3 separate regions of the Mus musculus genome follow, and regions 1 and 2 are each linked to region 3. Evidence: chromatin loops called from intact Hi-C (ENCODE). Cell type or tissue: left cerebral cortex. All regions are shown on one strand.

Region 1 (5,000 bases), 110 kb before region 3:
GCTGTCCACTCACCCCCTCCCCGCCAAATCAGACAAATGCCATTTTTTTTTGTCTGACCTGCTGTGGCCTCTGAGACATGTTCTATTTTTAACCCCTTCCTGGAATTGGCTCTCTTCTTCAAAGAACCAGGTCCTTGGTCCCCATTGTCCCCCTACTTGACCCCAGCTCCCTGCGAAGAGAGAGTTAATATATTTTTTATTTATTTGGGTTTTTTTTTTGTGTGTGTGTGTGTGTGTGTTGGGATGGGTTTGTGTCTGGTCCCCAGGGGGTCTCATGTGCCCATTGCAGGCTGGGTGAGTCCCTGGCAGCCCTGGATTTGGGGCCTACCATCCTTCCTCTCGCTCCATTTGCTCTCCTCGGGTTTTTGCAACCACCGTTCATTTGAGTCCCCCTCTCCTCTGAGCATGTATTCCAGACTTGTCACTGACTTCCCTTCTAGAGCAGGTGTAGAATAAAGGCTCGAGGAGGCAGGAAAGATGTCCCTGTCTCTCATTTGGAAGGCTGGCCGCTGGCTTTTCTGCCATGGATTCTCACCTGCCCTCTGCCCTCTTCCCCTCAGCAATTCCTGTAAAGGGTTAAAAATTTAACTGGATATATTTTTTTTTAACTACTGATGACTTGACTTAAAAAAAAATACAAAGATGCTGGATGCTAACTTGATACTAACCATCAGATTGTACAGTTTGATTGTCGCTGTAAATATGGTAGAGTTTTGTTTTTGTTTTTGTTTTTTTTTCCCCCCCCATACTACTGAATAAACTAGTTCTGTGCAGGAGCCATGTCATCGCTGGCTTCTGTAAAGCAGCCTGGGTTGAGGCCTGGATTGTGGGAAACAGGGTAGGTAGAACCTTGACGATCCTGAGGACAGAGAGACTAAAGCCGCAACAGCACAGAGCGCTGAGTCTGGCGGTTGGAAGGGAGAGAAGGAAGATAGGTGGATATTGTTTTCCCCTAGGATATAAGCTTGTACCGCTAGAGAGGCTGGGGAGACTGGGGAGGCTGGAGAGGCTAGAGAGGCTGGGGAGGCTGGAGAGGCTGGAGAGGCTGGGGAGGCTGGAGAGGCTGGAGAGGCTGGGGAGGCTGGAGAGGCTGGGGAGGATGGAGAGGCTGGGGAGGATGGAGAGGCTGGGGAGGATGGAGAGGCTGGGGAGGATGGAGAGGCTGGAGAGGCTGGGGAGGATGGAGAGGCTGGGGAGGATGGGGAGGCTGGAGAGGCTGGGGAGGCTGGGGAGAATGGAGAGGCTGGGGAGGATGGAGAGGCTGGGGAGGCTGGGGAGGATGGGGAGGATGGAGAGGATGGAGGGGGTGGAGAGGCTACACAAATCAGGCCGGTTCTCAGCCTGAGTCCCAGACAAACACGTTTTCTAAGGCAGAATTCGGTAGATAGGAAGAAGTGGAGTGGGAGTTTCTGGGGCTTTTTTCTTTTCTCTTTTCTTTCTTTTTCTTTTTCTTTTTCTTTTTCTTTTTTTTTTTTTTTTTTTTTTTTTTTTTTTTTTTTTTTTTTGGTAAGGGTTTCTCTGTATAGCCCTGGCTGGAACTCATTCAATAGATCAGGCTGGCCTCGAGCTCAGAGATCTGTCTGCCTCTGCCTCCCAAGTGCTGGGATTAAAGGTGTGTGCCACCACCACCTGGCTATTGTGGGCTGTCTGTCTGTCTGTCTGTTTTCTTGGGGGAATAAAGCATACACTCATTCTGGGAATAAGTATGTATTTGGTGACACTACTTCTAGTCCTAATTTTTGTTTTTGAAAGCTCCATCCAACAAATGAGGATATAATGAACCAACCCTGGAACCTCAAGCAGCAGCCTGATTTGTTTGCGCCTTGGTTCTCTGTCTACAAAATGAGGGCAGTGGTAACAGCAGCTGCCTAATTGAGCTTTTAGGAGGATTAAATAACTTAACACATGCAAAGTGCTTACAACTTTTCACAGTGCATAGCAAGAGGCCAATAAACACTGGCTTCTCCTGTTGTTGCTTGTGGAGTGGAAGAGGTGTGGAGGACGGAGAGAAAATTAGAAATCTAAGCCAGGGAGGAGGCGGCAAGCAGGTAGCTAAACAAGAAGGGCAGCTGTGGCAGGTAAGCACTACCACCAAGTGAGTTCGGCAGGTTTGGAGTCAGCGAGCCCTATTGGGTGGAGGCAGAAACTCAAGATTGACCCAGTGAGAGAAAATGCTTTGCCGGCTCCAGCCACCAGGTGGCAGCAACACAAGGGCTTGTGGCTGGCTTTGCTTCCCCACCCACAAGGGCTTGGTTCCAAAACCAAACAAAACCAACCAACCAAAACGGAACAAACCTGCCACCTACTGGCCATGCCGAGGTGTGTGTTCTTAGGCTTGGCTGCTACTGCAGACGCCAGTTAGAAGTTGCCAGCAACTTCTGTTTCCTGAGCTCTGTGCAGACTTATTCACTGGGATGGAGGCCCAGGACAAGCAAGCCTGGAAGACCCCAGGAGATCAAGGGGACTCAGCTACTGGCTGGTTGGTAAGCTTGACCTCACTATAGCCCACCCAGAAGACCTCCCCCTGAGCCAGGCTGTTTGAGGGGAGATAGGCTGGAATCTGGGAAACACACCTGAGACTTTCTTGCCTTGTACCGTATTTCTTCAAATCAGAACCCATGACATCTGTGTTATCTGCTCCCTCCCGCGTGTCAGCTCTGAGAATTTCAGTGGCTGTAGAGGCTGGAATGTAGAGGCAGCCACCACTGTGTATAGTCCCCGTGTATTTATAGGTGTTATTAAATTAATCTTACGGACAGCCATAAGGAAATGCTATGGAGGGCCCCTGGATGTGGGGATAGGGGAGGAGCGCTGAAGGCCTAAGAGCACTTTTGGACACAGTAGCGGGCCACCCTTTCTCCTTTATGCTCAGTTGCCTTTAGGGAAGTTTCTTCTTCATAAAGGACTGATTTAGTTCTGACTGCAGGAGTCAAAGGCTACAAATCGGATCCTAAGCTGGGCTTGTTAAAACCTTATTCTGTTTTCAGTGAGTACTCACTACCATGTGTCCATTCTGCAGTGTTCCACCAGACAAGCTATAACACAAGGGCACAGTCAGAGTTACTAAATTGTGATGCCAGCCCTCGGATCCAGCAGAGGAGCAGAGAGAGAGCACAGGCAACCCTAATGAAGTGAGGTAGAGGCAACCTCAGAAGCAACACCAACAAAGGGCCTCTATCCCCTAAGGGGTTCCATTGTCTTGTCAAATAATAGTTAAGTCTAAGGAGTAACAGTAGACTTAGTTCCTACCATAACAGCCTCAGGCGCTGTAGGTGAAACCTCAGTCAACTTTGATCTGGACTATCTGTAAACACTGAAAGGAGAAAGGAGACTTGATTGGAATTGACCGGCACCAAGGGACTAGTCACGGCTGCAGGAGCTGGAGGTTCAAATCCCTAGGGCCTATGTCTGAGAGCTCACTAGAATTACACAGACGTTTATTTTAAAACTGTTAAAATCTACTTTCAGATATACAGAAAAAAATTTTTTTAATTCATTTATTTAAGAAAAAATATGAAGATGTGAGTAAGCTTATAACTGATTGACCTGTGAGAAGTCAAAGAATTCATAGGAAACAAGTTCTGTACATCAGCTGTCCTCCTGGCCTTTCCAAACAGACCAGTATCCAGTCAGGAAGACATGTCATAGAGAACTGAGCCGGCGGGCTCCTAAGGCCGCTCATATGGGAATGGCCAGTGAACCGTGGTAGAAGATCAAGCTCTCTAGTCCTGACCACAAGATGGAAGGAGACAGATAGGTCACTCTGCCTGCATTTATTATTTTGTTTGTGAGTTTCTCCACGGGCAGATGACCTCTGCCCCTCTCTTCTTCTTTCAGGGCAGGGTAGGGTGGGGTTGAGTCCCCTCAAGCTCAAGGCACCCGATCCCCCATAGTCTCTACTTCAGAGGTCAGCCCTGGAGGCATCTCTTCCTCCCATCTCTGGGCACAGAGCTACTGGAGTTAGGGACCACTGGCAGAGGAGAGTCCAGACTTTGATGGCTAAGATGGTAGTGGCTTGCTATTGAGTCTTTGTTTGCTGACGTGCTCTTCTTACCTGAAAGAAGAGGGGGGGGGGGGTGCTTTAAAAAAACCTTCTTCCTCCGGAGCCTGTCTGGTACCCAGCCAAACTCACACCCCCTCAGGATGGGAGAGTAGCACCCCTCACCCCTCTCCTCCCCACTCAACACAGAATTCGAGGATGCTGTGTGCACCGCAGCTTGGAAGCCCAGGTGATGAGAACAGAGGGACCAGTTTTACCTAGTCGGTCCAGGGACTGCAGCTTTCCTGAGGGGCTGCGCCCTGCCTCGAGCGGCACTGGTGGTCCTGCCTCGAGCCGCACTGGTGGTTGGAAGGTTTGTTTTCTGGGAAACAGAGGCTTGATGGAAATTAACAAGAGATGAGTTAGAACGAAGCTCAGCTGACGTCATCAGAAAGACTGGATGAAGGTATGTGTTTCCTGACCAAGGTAAAACCATGAGCCACGTAGAAAGCAAGGCATTCCCTCCTTAACACTACGTGAAAGTAGTGTTAACAGCAGTTACAGCTGTAGTGGGGGAAGATCAAGCCGTGTCACTGCAGACATTCTTCTATCTAAGGTTCTCTGTTTTTGTTTTGTTTCTTTGGTTTTTGAGACAGGATCTCCCCATAATAGCTATGGTTGTCCTGGAACTCACTCTGTAGACCAGGCTGGTCTTGAACCCAGAAATCTGCCTGCCTCTGCCTCCCAAGTGCTGGGATCAAAGGCGTGCGCCACCACTGCCCGACTCTATTTTGTTTTTCTTTTTCTCCTGAGACATGGTTTTATATAGCTAAGGCTGGCCTTGAGCGTCTTATTCTCTGGTGTCTACCCTCTGAGTGCTGAGACTACAGAAATGTGCCACCATGCTAAGCCTGACCATTTGTCCACTCTATCTTACCTCTGTGCCCTATGGCGCTTGGATGCCCTTTCTGAGTTGAGAGAGAATCTGGAGCTAGGGCACCTTTTCCAGGTGGTAGACTCC
Region 2 (5,000 bases), 74 kb before region 3:
GTCCTGTGGCTGCACTGTGCACTGACCAATGAACTCCAGTAAAGGGATGGCGGAGCCTGGGCAGAGCCACTGGCACAGCACAAAGTACAGCCTGAAAGAGCTCAGAAGCAGCCAGTTTTGTCTTTAATAGGTGTCAGAGCTAGTCAATTCTCTGCCTCCCTCTTGCCACAAGTTAAAAATATTGCCCTGTAAGTTTTCCCTATTTAGTGTGTTGGAAGCACATGATTAAGTTAGTTGCCAACGGGCAATTAACAAGGGTATTGCCTAATTAAACGGGAAAAGAAAAGTCATTGTGCCCTACAGTAGTGGTTGGGGGTGAGGTGGGGATGAGGAAGCCGCACAGGGCTGGTGCTCGGTACTCTCTGAACAGGGCTGTCTGCGGATGGAGAAAAGCTGTCCAGGTGTGCCAGTCATTACACCCTCTGCTTCCTTCTCCGAGGCTGCCTCACATGACCAGCAGAGCCCAGGGACAGCACCAGGTATGCGGTGGGAGTTGAGTTGATGCTGGAGTTGGCAGATGCCCTGGGGTGGGCACCAGAGGGAACACACAAGAGCGGGGTCAGCGAAACAATCCCTTTGAGTCCCAAGTTATGTCCCTTAATGCACAAAACAAACCAAGAGAAGCCTAAAGCCCACAGTCTTACAAAAGACAGAAATTGAAACAAAAATGTTAAAGAATTTAAAATTTCCCCCCTCTCCTCAGAGCCAACTGTGAGGTCAGTCGGGGTCCCCCACCCCCATCCTGCTTTCTTTAGTGTAGGTCCTTTGGGCTTGGACAGGAGTGGCAGAAACAGAGCTGGGGCCGACGAGGTGGGAAATTTATTTCCCCAAGTCGGAGCCTCAGGGAGTGTAGGAGGTACTGTGGCTCCACGCACACGCAGTCCCAGCTCCTCTGAAGAGCTATTCCAGGAGGTCCTGAAAAGAAAGACACGTGCGCGTTATTGACAAGTTAGGAAGCTAGTTTGAAAGCAATCACCTGCTTGCTCTGCGCCTCTTGTCACTCCAGTGCTGCTTTGGGCTCATGCATAACTTGGTCCCAGGTGTATTTTTTTTTAACTTAAAATAGATTTACTTATTTTCATTATATATGTATGGGAGGCCAGAAGAGGGCATTGGATTCCCTGGAACCAGAGTTCTAGTGAGTGGTGAGCCATCATGTCTTCGCAGAGAATGAAACCTGGGTTGCCAGAGTGGCAAGTACTTTTAATCCCTGCGCCATCTTTCTGGAGACTGTCTTGATCAGAAGTATAAAAGGAACTCTTTTTAAGACTTTATTCCCAGCACTTGAGAGGCAGACACAGGCCTTGGTGAGTTCGAGGGCAGCTTGATCTACTAGACCTAGAGCTCGTCCTAAGACAGCCAAGGTTAGACAAACCCTGTCTCAAAAAACAAACAGATTAAAAAATAAAAAGACTTAAAAAATTTGGATAATTCCTCAAGAAGAAAGCGCCTCACCTCATCTGAGTCGTCGTGATATCCGCTTTTAGCGTGGGAGGTTGAATCCAAAGCCTCTACGCCGTCAGCCTCTGCGTGCTGCTGTAGCACCGAGTACCGGTGCACCAGGAACCTGTAGAGGGGACCCTGCTTAGTTCCCGAGCTGAAGAGGGAGCATTTGTTATAGTATGGAATTTCCTCAGTTTTCCACACTCATGGCCGCACTGCATGCAGATAGACAATACACAATTTAGACCTGATCTTCAGGGTTATCATTAACTCCTTAGTGTCCGCCAAGAAAACTGGACCACATGGGCTGGGGTGGCTTTTGGTTTGGATTTGGTAGCTCTGACCCACTTCCGCACTTCTTACCTTCCGCCACAGACATATTTCTTCACAATGAGGACTCCTGCTACGACTGTGACAAGCATCAGTCCCACGATGGCCAGGATAATAGGGACAGAATTTGACTTGGAATTCTTGATAAATTAAAACAAACAGAACAGGAGTTAGGCGTGCAGAGTCTATGGTTGCGCTCATATGGTCCAACACACTTAGCCAGGGTACATCTCCACCCCCCAGATGACGGGGCTAGCACACCAGCATAGGGGAATCTGAACACCAGCCTGGAAGCTGTAGTGCAGGGCCTTCAATGTCAAAGTCACAGTGGAAGCCTTGGCCACTGCCTCAAAGCAGGCATGTCCAACCTTTTCACATTGCAACGTGATGCTGTCATCTATAAAGTTCATGCTTGAGAACTGCTCAATTGAGTTACGGGAAAAAAAATCGCATGAAGAATTCATGTTTTAAATAAGTGTACAAATTTGTGTCAGTCCGCCTTTATAGCTATTCTTGGTTGTATGTAGGCCTGGGGCGACAGGTTGGACATGCCTAGAAGATCGCTTTGGTCACCTGTTCCCTGTCCCTCATTTACAACTCCTAGAGGTTATGGGTGGAGCAGGAGGAGGCTGAGAGAATGGGGTGTTGAATGGGTCTATTACTAGACTACCCTCTTTGAAGACGTGTGCCGATGCTGTTCCAGGAAGGCCACTATATGACACGAAGATCTCAGTTGTTACTACCTTTTGGCATGTTTTTACAGATAAGCCTTATCAGATCATTGTTTTCGTGTAACCTACCTGCTTCTGGGTAGGAGATAGGAAGTGTGTGTTTTCAGTGTATCCAAGAGGAGGCGGAGCTGGATTCTGGGACAAGCTGTGTCCCTGTGGGCGGGAGTCCTGTGCAATCATACACACACAAACACTCTGAGGACAGCCACCAGCAGTCCAGGGCAGGGGTGCAGAGAAGGGGGAACTGCCTCCCCTTACCAATACACACACCCACACACTCTTCCCTCATTGCCTTCAGGGTCCCTCCCCTGTCAGTGTCTCCTCCCTTTGAACAGCAGGGATGAGGTGCTGGGACTGTCAGGCATTAGGAAGATGGGCCCTCAGGTTATCTCCCAAGTCATTGCTGGCCCTGCGATGCTTAATGAGGAGGTCTCCCTAACAGTTACCTCATCTGTAGAGCTCCACCAGACAGATGGGCACCACTCTTCCTATGATTTGACGTGAGACGGTCCATTATGATCATAGCTCAGCTTTTGTTCTAGCACACTTGGCATGCATCAGCACAAAAGTCACTACCTACAGTGCAGGGCTCTCCTGCGTGTGTGCGAATCTCCAGTCCATGGCCCTTTATGGTCTTATTCTTCTGTTATATTTTTCTAGAAGTTCTTTTGTTTTTAAATATTTATTTTTGTTTGTAAGTTGTGTGTGTGTCAAGTGTGCATGAGTGCGTGTGCACCTTCGAGTGCAGTGCCCACAGTATCCAGAAGACAGTGTTACATCCTTGGGAGCTGCAGTTGTGAGTGGCCTGGCATGGATGCTCTAATCCACACTGGGGTCCTGTGCAGGGACAGAATGCCGAGTCATCTCTCTCTCCCCAATTGTTTGTTTTGGAGATGGTGTCTCATGTGTCCCAGGCTGACTTTAAACTAGCTGTGTAGCCATGTTCTGATCCTCCTGCCTCAGCTCCCAAGTGTTTGAGTTGCAGGTGTACATGGTTGCCCACGTGTTACTAAGGATTGAAGCCAGGGCCTTACGTATGCTAGGCAAATGCTCTACCTACTGAGCCACAGTGCCCTACTCTGTCACTCACTGAGCACAACTCTTAAATCTTTTCTTCTGAATGACTCTGGGCCTCAGAAACTCTTTAACTCCATGCTGCTAAAACTTTTATAACTTTACATAATACCATTTTCTCCCAAACACAGACCAGTTCTTAGCAGGATGAGCCTGTCACTGGGGTGTGGCATGTGATGGGTCCTGCATCCTGACAGCTTCCCCTGCAAAGCTCTGCAGGACACTGTGGCCATCCTGTATTGATTCCTAAGTGTAACTTTGGTTCTTCCTGACAGAATGTGAAATCCCGCCTACACCCAGAACCTAGGTTTGTTTTCAACATACCTGCTTTGTGGGGTTCAAGAAGTTGCTTGTGCATTTCTTTTTCAAGTCTTTTACTTCTCTGGCGGGATTCATCCCACCTTGGCATTTGTCTCCTGGGATTTTCCGGTACCTGAAAGGCAGAAGAGCTTGGTCAGAGGCTGACAGTGACTGTGTTGGTGTCTGGAGGAAGGCACAGAGACAGTAGCCAGGGGTTCTTGTCTGGGGTGCACCCGACCACTGCTTTGCAGGAGTTCCAGCCATCCTGTCTCATAGGCTGTGAAGTATACAGAGCCTCAAAGAAGCAAGTTTATGAAAGTTTCCCAAAATCCCAAAAGGACAAATTGGAAGCAGCAGTAATGTCAGGCAGAGGCCGGCTGTTGATAACGAAGACTAGGAGATGCCTGTGAGCAAACCAGGATCTCCACACAGCAGCAGAGAAGCCAAAGAGCAACTCCAAGGCTAAGCCAAGCAGTAGATAAGATATGATAAATGTCTGTATTAGTTAGTGTGCAAGAAGCAACTCACACATAAATACCACACACACATCACCACATATACACACCACACACACACATACAACATACAAACATGCATACACCACACATCACACATACACAATGTCTTACTATGCAAGAAGCAACACATATATACCACACACAAACAACATTTACTATACATCATATACATATACATGATAAAAAACTATGTTAGTTAATGTGCCAGAAGCATCACACACACACCATACACACACCCTCCCACATACTACACACATAACATACACATGATAGATATCTGTATTAATGTGCAAGAAGCATCACACATACTATACATACACATACTACATACATACATACACACCCCACATTATATATCTATACCACACACACCACATATAAACATCACACACATGTAAATGTCTATATTAAGGTACAAGAACATTACATACATATACTACACACACACAACATATAAACACACTATATACATACATACTATACATACATACCACATATATGCATACCACACACACACACACCCCACACACAAACACACACCACACATAAAAATAGAGAAGAGGAGAAAAAGGAAATGAAGAAGGGGTGGAAAGAAGATAATTTA
Region 3 (5,000 bases):
CGACCCAACCGGGGCGGGCGCCCGGGCCTCGCGCGCTCACCTGGTGCGTATTGTTGGTCAGCTTGGCGATGAAGTCCGGGAGGCGGCCGCAGTCTTGGTCCTCGGCGGGCGCGCCGCGGCGCCAACGGCCAGCGCGGGGGACGGGGCCCCCGGGCGCGGCGGCGCGCAGCCCCCAGCTCACCCCGACCGGACCGGCCCAGCGCAGCAGAGGAGGCGCGGGCGGCGGCGGCGCGTCCAGCCGGTCCTGGCCGACGGCGGCAGGAGGCAGCAGTTGAAGGAGCAGGAGGAGGCCGAGGGGCCAGCGCAAAAGGCCGTCCGCAGCTCCCCGGGGCCGCTCCATCGCTGCCGAATGCAGACGCCGCTGACACCTGCCACCCGGCGCGCCCGCCCACCCCCGCCGGCGCTGCGCCACACCCCCGAGCTCGGCCCCGCGCTGCTTGGATACGCGCAGCCGGGCCTCTCCTCCCCAATAGGCTGGCCGCCTGTCCTTCTTTCCCGGCCCACTCCTCATTGGCTCGCGTCGCCTCCGGCTTCGGGGGTCCTGGATTCGGATGCCAAGATGCGGGACTGATTGGCTGGAACGTGGCAGGGACGGCTGAGGTCATTCTCCACCGTCGCTCGGCGTCTGCGGGCTGGGCTCCCGGAGTTGGCCTAGGGGTTACCCCTCTCCCCTCCCCGCTCAGCCTGCAGGTTGGCGGCGCTTCCGGAGACCCTCGGGTTAGGGTTGGGTCACGTTGCCGCCTTCTCCACCCTCCTCCCAACCCCCCTCCAAACGCTCCTAAAAATTTCCTTCGGTGGAAACCGCGCCTGGGAAAGCCAGGGAATCCCTGAACTACTACTCTCAGTTGGAAAAGGGGCTCCGACATAAACTGGTACATTAGGATTTTAACCCCGGCTCGCTGGCTCGCCCATTGTCTGCTGAAGGAGCCAAGAAGGTGAATGCGAAAATCCTATGGGGCAGATGAACATCATTACACCCGTGTCTCATGGAAGCCGCAGAAGTCTTTCCAACATGTTTGGCCTCAGTCACCTTCCTCATCTGCAGGGAGGTAGTCAAGAGGCGAAAGTACTTTTTGGCTTCTGCGGACTTGGAAATGTAGGTAGCTTTGCCACCAAGTGTAGGTATACGGGAAGAGAATTGCCTAAAGCCCACTTTATATATTATCATTTTAGTACAGTCACATTCTGATTTTAGTTACCTAAAGCACCCTTAGCCCTGCAGTAAGTGCATCACACCAATTCCCTCACTGAATATGATGCCTCCTAAATGAATACCCACCTCCAGCAAATAACCTCCCCACTGTTCCCTACACCGCAGAAGCTGCTCACACAACTTTTAGAACATGCAGTGCTGGTAAAACCAGTTCTAAATCCTTAACTTCACTCCACCTCTTCCCAACATTTCAAGTTGTTCAGTCGGAACTCAGGAAGCCAGATAAAAAGATACAAAGTATGCAAAATGTTATACCAGAGTGGAAGCCATTGGAAGTTACTTTTAACTTTAACAGTAAACTCAAACGGCAGGCCTACCCGAGTATGCACACGGAATAGTACAAACAAAACTATTTACGTACTCGGGAGTTTTTCCTCTCCCCAAAACCACAGTAAGAAGGGAGCTGTGAAGCTCTGGAAAGCGGAACAGGATGGCAAATCAACAGAAAAGCCCTCCAGTTTCTGAGCCACTGAACAAGATAAAAACTGATGAGTGTGTTTTCTTTCCAGAAATATAAACGCCACATTATTTATTTTTAAGCACAACTTATTTTTAATTCGTGTCAAGTATGGATTAGATCACAAGGCAGTCAGTTACAGTAGCATGTGACCAGTTACGGAGGGGAAAAAGGGGGCTACAAAGGAATATTTCTTTGTTTGGGTGACAAAGATGAATGGTCTATTGTCTTACTATGGGGAAAGAAGAAAGCTAACTCAACAGTGCTACCTGCTGGAGAAACTACCAGATACATCTTTTAGCTATTTAGTTCCATTAACGTTTAGATTTTGTCAGTTTGTTGAACTGGGGAGTCTTTTTTTGTAGCCCAGGGTGGCTTAGAGTCTTTGATCCTCCTTCACCAGCCTCCCAAGCAAAAATATCAATATGAAGTAATTATCACAAAGCTATACCTTTTTGTATGTAAGATCATTTCTTGAACACAACATTTAAAGAAAAGTAACCATCTCTTTGAATTATTCACATTGTAATTATAGCAGATAATGATACTTACTGTTCTCAGTTATACAGACATCCTGCCTTAGCAATAGGAGGGACTGTAAGCTGGAGGGCTACACTATGTTTTCCCTTCGCTTTTTTCTCTGTATATTCTTGAGTGACACACCTCTTCAAAGCAACGTATTCTTTTCCACATCTGCATTAATCTATAGTGTTAAAAGCAGTACTGGACCTGGAGCAACGGCTCAGCAGTTAAGAGCTTACAGGATACCTGGGTTTAGATCCCAGCACCCACGTGGCAGCTCACAACCACCTGTAACTCCAGTTCCAGGGGATCCAATGCATTCTTCTGACCTCCTCAGGCTCCTCATATATACTTGGGTACATGTGCGTGCGCGCGCGCACACACACACACACACACTCACTCATACACATTAGAGATGATTGCCTCTTTTTCCCACTAGAGGTACTTTTCTTAGACTGTGGGAGACTACAGATGACCTTTCACAGCTATGACAGCTTCCCAATAAAATTCTTAAATGACTGGTGGTTAGAATATGCTTGGGCCAGAGAGTGGCACTGTTAGGAGATGTGGCCTTGGAGTGTGTCATTGTGGGTGTAGGCTTTAAGACCTCATCCTAGCTGCCTTGAAGTCAGTCTTCTCTAGTGGCCTTCAGATAAAGGCCTCCTGCACCATGCCTGTCTGGATGCTGCCATGCTCGAACCTCTGAACCTATAAGTCAACCCTGATTAAATGTCCTTATAAGAGTTGCCTTGGTCATAGTGTCTCTTTACAGCAGTGAAACCGTAAGACAATGACTAAGTTGATACAAGATTCCAGGGGCTAAATCTCACATGATACAGGATTAACATCATAACAGGATTAACATCAGTAGAAATCTGCAGAATGTTGAAAATAAACCCAAGTTGCTTTCATTGTATGTGTGGGCAAAACTTCTTCCTTTGCTGAACTGATGTTTTCAAATGTGTTTCAGCACACGCTACTTTTCACTACACTGAATTTTGTATGAAATCAGCTACCATATTACTACTATTTAGTATCAGAGTACAATTTCCTAATGAAAGATTACACAAAGCCCAGCAAATAATTCCTAAGCCATCAAATGAACCGCAATTGACTAGAGGACTAGCCATGCTTCAGCCAATGCAAACCACATCTCAAATTGCTGTTGAGACTTGCTGGTTACTCAAGACTTGGTGATCTGAAACCTTGAAAATCTTGAGATCAAGTCCCAACAGGTTTTTGCTAATTTAAAACAATTTTTAATTTTTAAAACTCCTGTGGATATTGTCTTCATGTCTACATAGCAGGTGTATGCCTGGTGTCTGAGGAGGCCAGGAGAGAGTGCATCCCTGCCACTGGAGTTATAGATGATGGTGAGTTGCCATGTGGGTGCTAAGAACCACACCTGGGTCCTCTGGAGGAGCAGTAAATGCTCTTAACCACTGAGCCATCTCTCCAGCAACAACTTAATTTTCTATGTCCAATGACCTAGCTCTTTATCTGTTAGGAGTGTTAGGAGGTTCAAATGGAATGACTATGAGTCGCAGCCATATGGGAACAGCTCCAGTTTATAGTGCATTCCAAAGTCCAACAGAAACTCCTTCTGAATTTTACAATTCTCTTATACAGCTTAGGTATGTAACTCTCATTGCAACTGAGATCAAAACCAAGGCCATTTCTTTTTTTTTTTTTTTTTTTTTAAGTCCCCTTTCTAAGTTTTTTTGCAGCTCTTAACTTCATAAAAAGGGTACTCTTCCCAGACTGTCCATTAAGACACAAAGAAGTAGCCCCAGGAGTCTTTTGATGGTCAATGAGCAGTGTTCTCATATAAAGGAAGCAAGAGTGTATGTTTCCTTAAGAGACACTCAAGGGCCAGGCAGTGCTGGTGCACACCTCTAGTCCCAGCATTCGGGAGGCAGATCTCTGAGTTCAAGGCCAGCCTAGGCTACAGAGCTAGTTCCAGGATAGTTAGGGCTACACAGAGAAACTCTTTCTCAAAAACCAACCAACCAACCAACCAACCAACTAACCAACCAACCAACCAACCAACTAACCAACAACACCAACCCACTCAAAGACTTAAAATGGATTTCCAGTCGTATTAACATCTACTAATCACTTGGGAGGAGCTGGACTAGTCTGAATTAATCGTCCAGTATCTCAGGCTACAGCTGTCTGAGTTGCAGAGAACCACCACAATGTGTTTAGTTAGGACAGTCATGCTCACAGGAAAGGTATGAAGGGCATTAATTACTATCATCTTTGCCTACCAACATAAACATTTAAAATTATAAGATCACAGACTATTAACAAATATTTTTAAATTTTTTTATTTCAGAATTGCTGTTATGTACAGACTTCATAAAAAAACACACACACATATACTGGATATTTTCCATGACATAAGAGCTGGAAATAAAGTCTAAGGGCAATTAGAACTGAAAGTGTCCCACAGAAGTTCGAGGACGGCTCCTTCTTAAATGTCCTTGATCACCTCCTCCAGTTCTTCCTTTGTGAACATGTGGAAATTCTGACCAGGCTGCACCGTGGCTAGCTGCAGAGAAACAGAAAGGGGTTAATAAGCTTGGCTGGGCTCCTTGCCGATGGCCCTAGCTCGGTCAGAAGTGTTAGTGAGGCAGCTGTTTATTAGGAACTAAGGGATCTGCTGTCCTAGGATATCCTTTACAGCCAGCAGGTCCCTAAAATAACTCTGACTCAAAAATAAAAATTCTTATTAACCAATTTTTCTATTTTAAGGTTAATCCACCATGTAACAGTCAAACTGACATCATTGTTACTTCTTAAAGT

The links. A loop is a pair of places that touch in the nucleus more often than their neighbours do. Peaks named below come from ENCODE experiments on the same cell type or tissue, not always from the same donor. Only the 100,000 strongest peaks of a DNase experiment are listed, where the experiment ranks them.
Region 1: a loop joins it to region 3, with 9 times the contacts of the local background. A loop is called at or near these places in 37 of 42 quality-filtered maps.
Region 2: it touches region 3 in a loop (4-fold over the local background); 6 of 42 quality-filtered maps call a loop at or near these places.

What each region holds. Positions count from the first base shown.
Region 1 is chr3:108,386,653-108,391,652 of GRCm38, reverse strand. It overlaps Psrc1 (proline/serine-rich coiled-coil 1), which reads right to left. Exons shown (of 8, transcript NM_019976.3): 6 at 4,917-5,000; 7 at 4,258-4,375; 8 at 3,422-4,054. The coding sequence ends at 4,051. Celsr2 (cadherin, EGF LAG seven-pass G-type receptor 2) reads left to right here. Exons shown (of 34, transcript NM_017392.4): 34 at 1-805. Among named protein-coding and RNA genes, the nearest start is that of Psrc1, 5.3 kb to the right of the region's middle. In left cerebral cortex, a CTCF peak has its summit at 2,252 (motif pointing left); DNase peaks (open chromatin) are centred at 2,250 and 4,228; H3K27ac peaks cover 1,707 bases.
Region 2 is chr3:108,353,144-108,358,143 of GRCm38, reverse strand. It overlaps Sort1 (sortilin 1), which reads right to left. Exons shown (of 20, transcript NM_019972.3): 17 at 3,903-4,011; 18 at 1,807-1,913; 19 at 1,456-1,567; 20 at 1-915. The coding sequence ends at 901. Among named protein-coding and RNA genes, the nearest start is that of Mybphl, 9.3 kb to the left of the region's middle. In left cerebral cortex, no CTCF peak of the experiment used is centred here; DNase peaks (open chromatin) are centred at 418, 900, 1,475 and 2,649; H3K27ac peaks cover 2,561 bases.
Region 3 is chr3:108,279,481-108,284,480 of GRCm38, reverse strand. Psma5 (proteasome subunit alpha 5) reads right to left here. Exons shown (of 9, transcript NM_011967.3): 9 at 4,529-4,746. The coding sequence ends at 4,669. It overlaps Sort1 (sortilin 1), which reads right to left and starts at 417. Exons shown (of 20, transcript NM_019972.3): 1 at 41-417. The coding sequence starts at 340. In left cerebral cortex, CTCF peaks have their summits at 1,945 (motif pointing left) and 4,300; DNase peaks (open chromatin) are centred at 16, 522, 963 and 1,916; H3K4me3 peaks cover 1,380 bases; H3K27ac peaks cover 1,892 bases.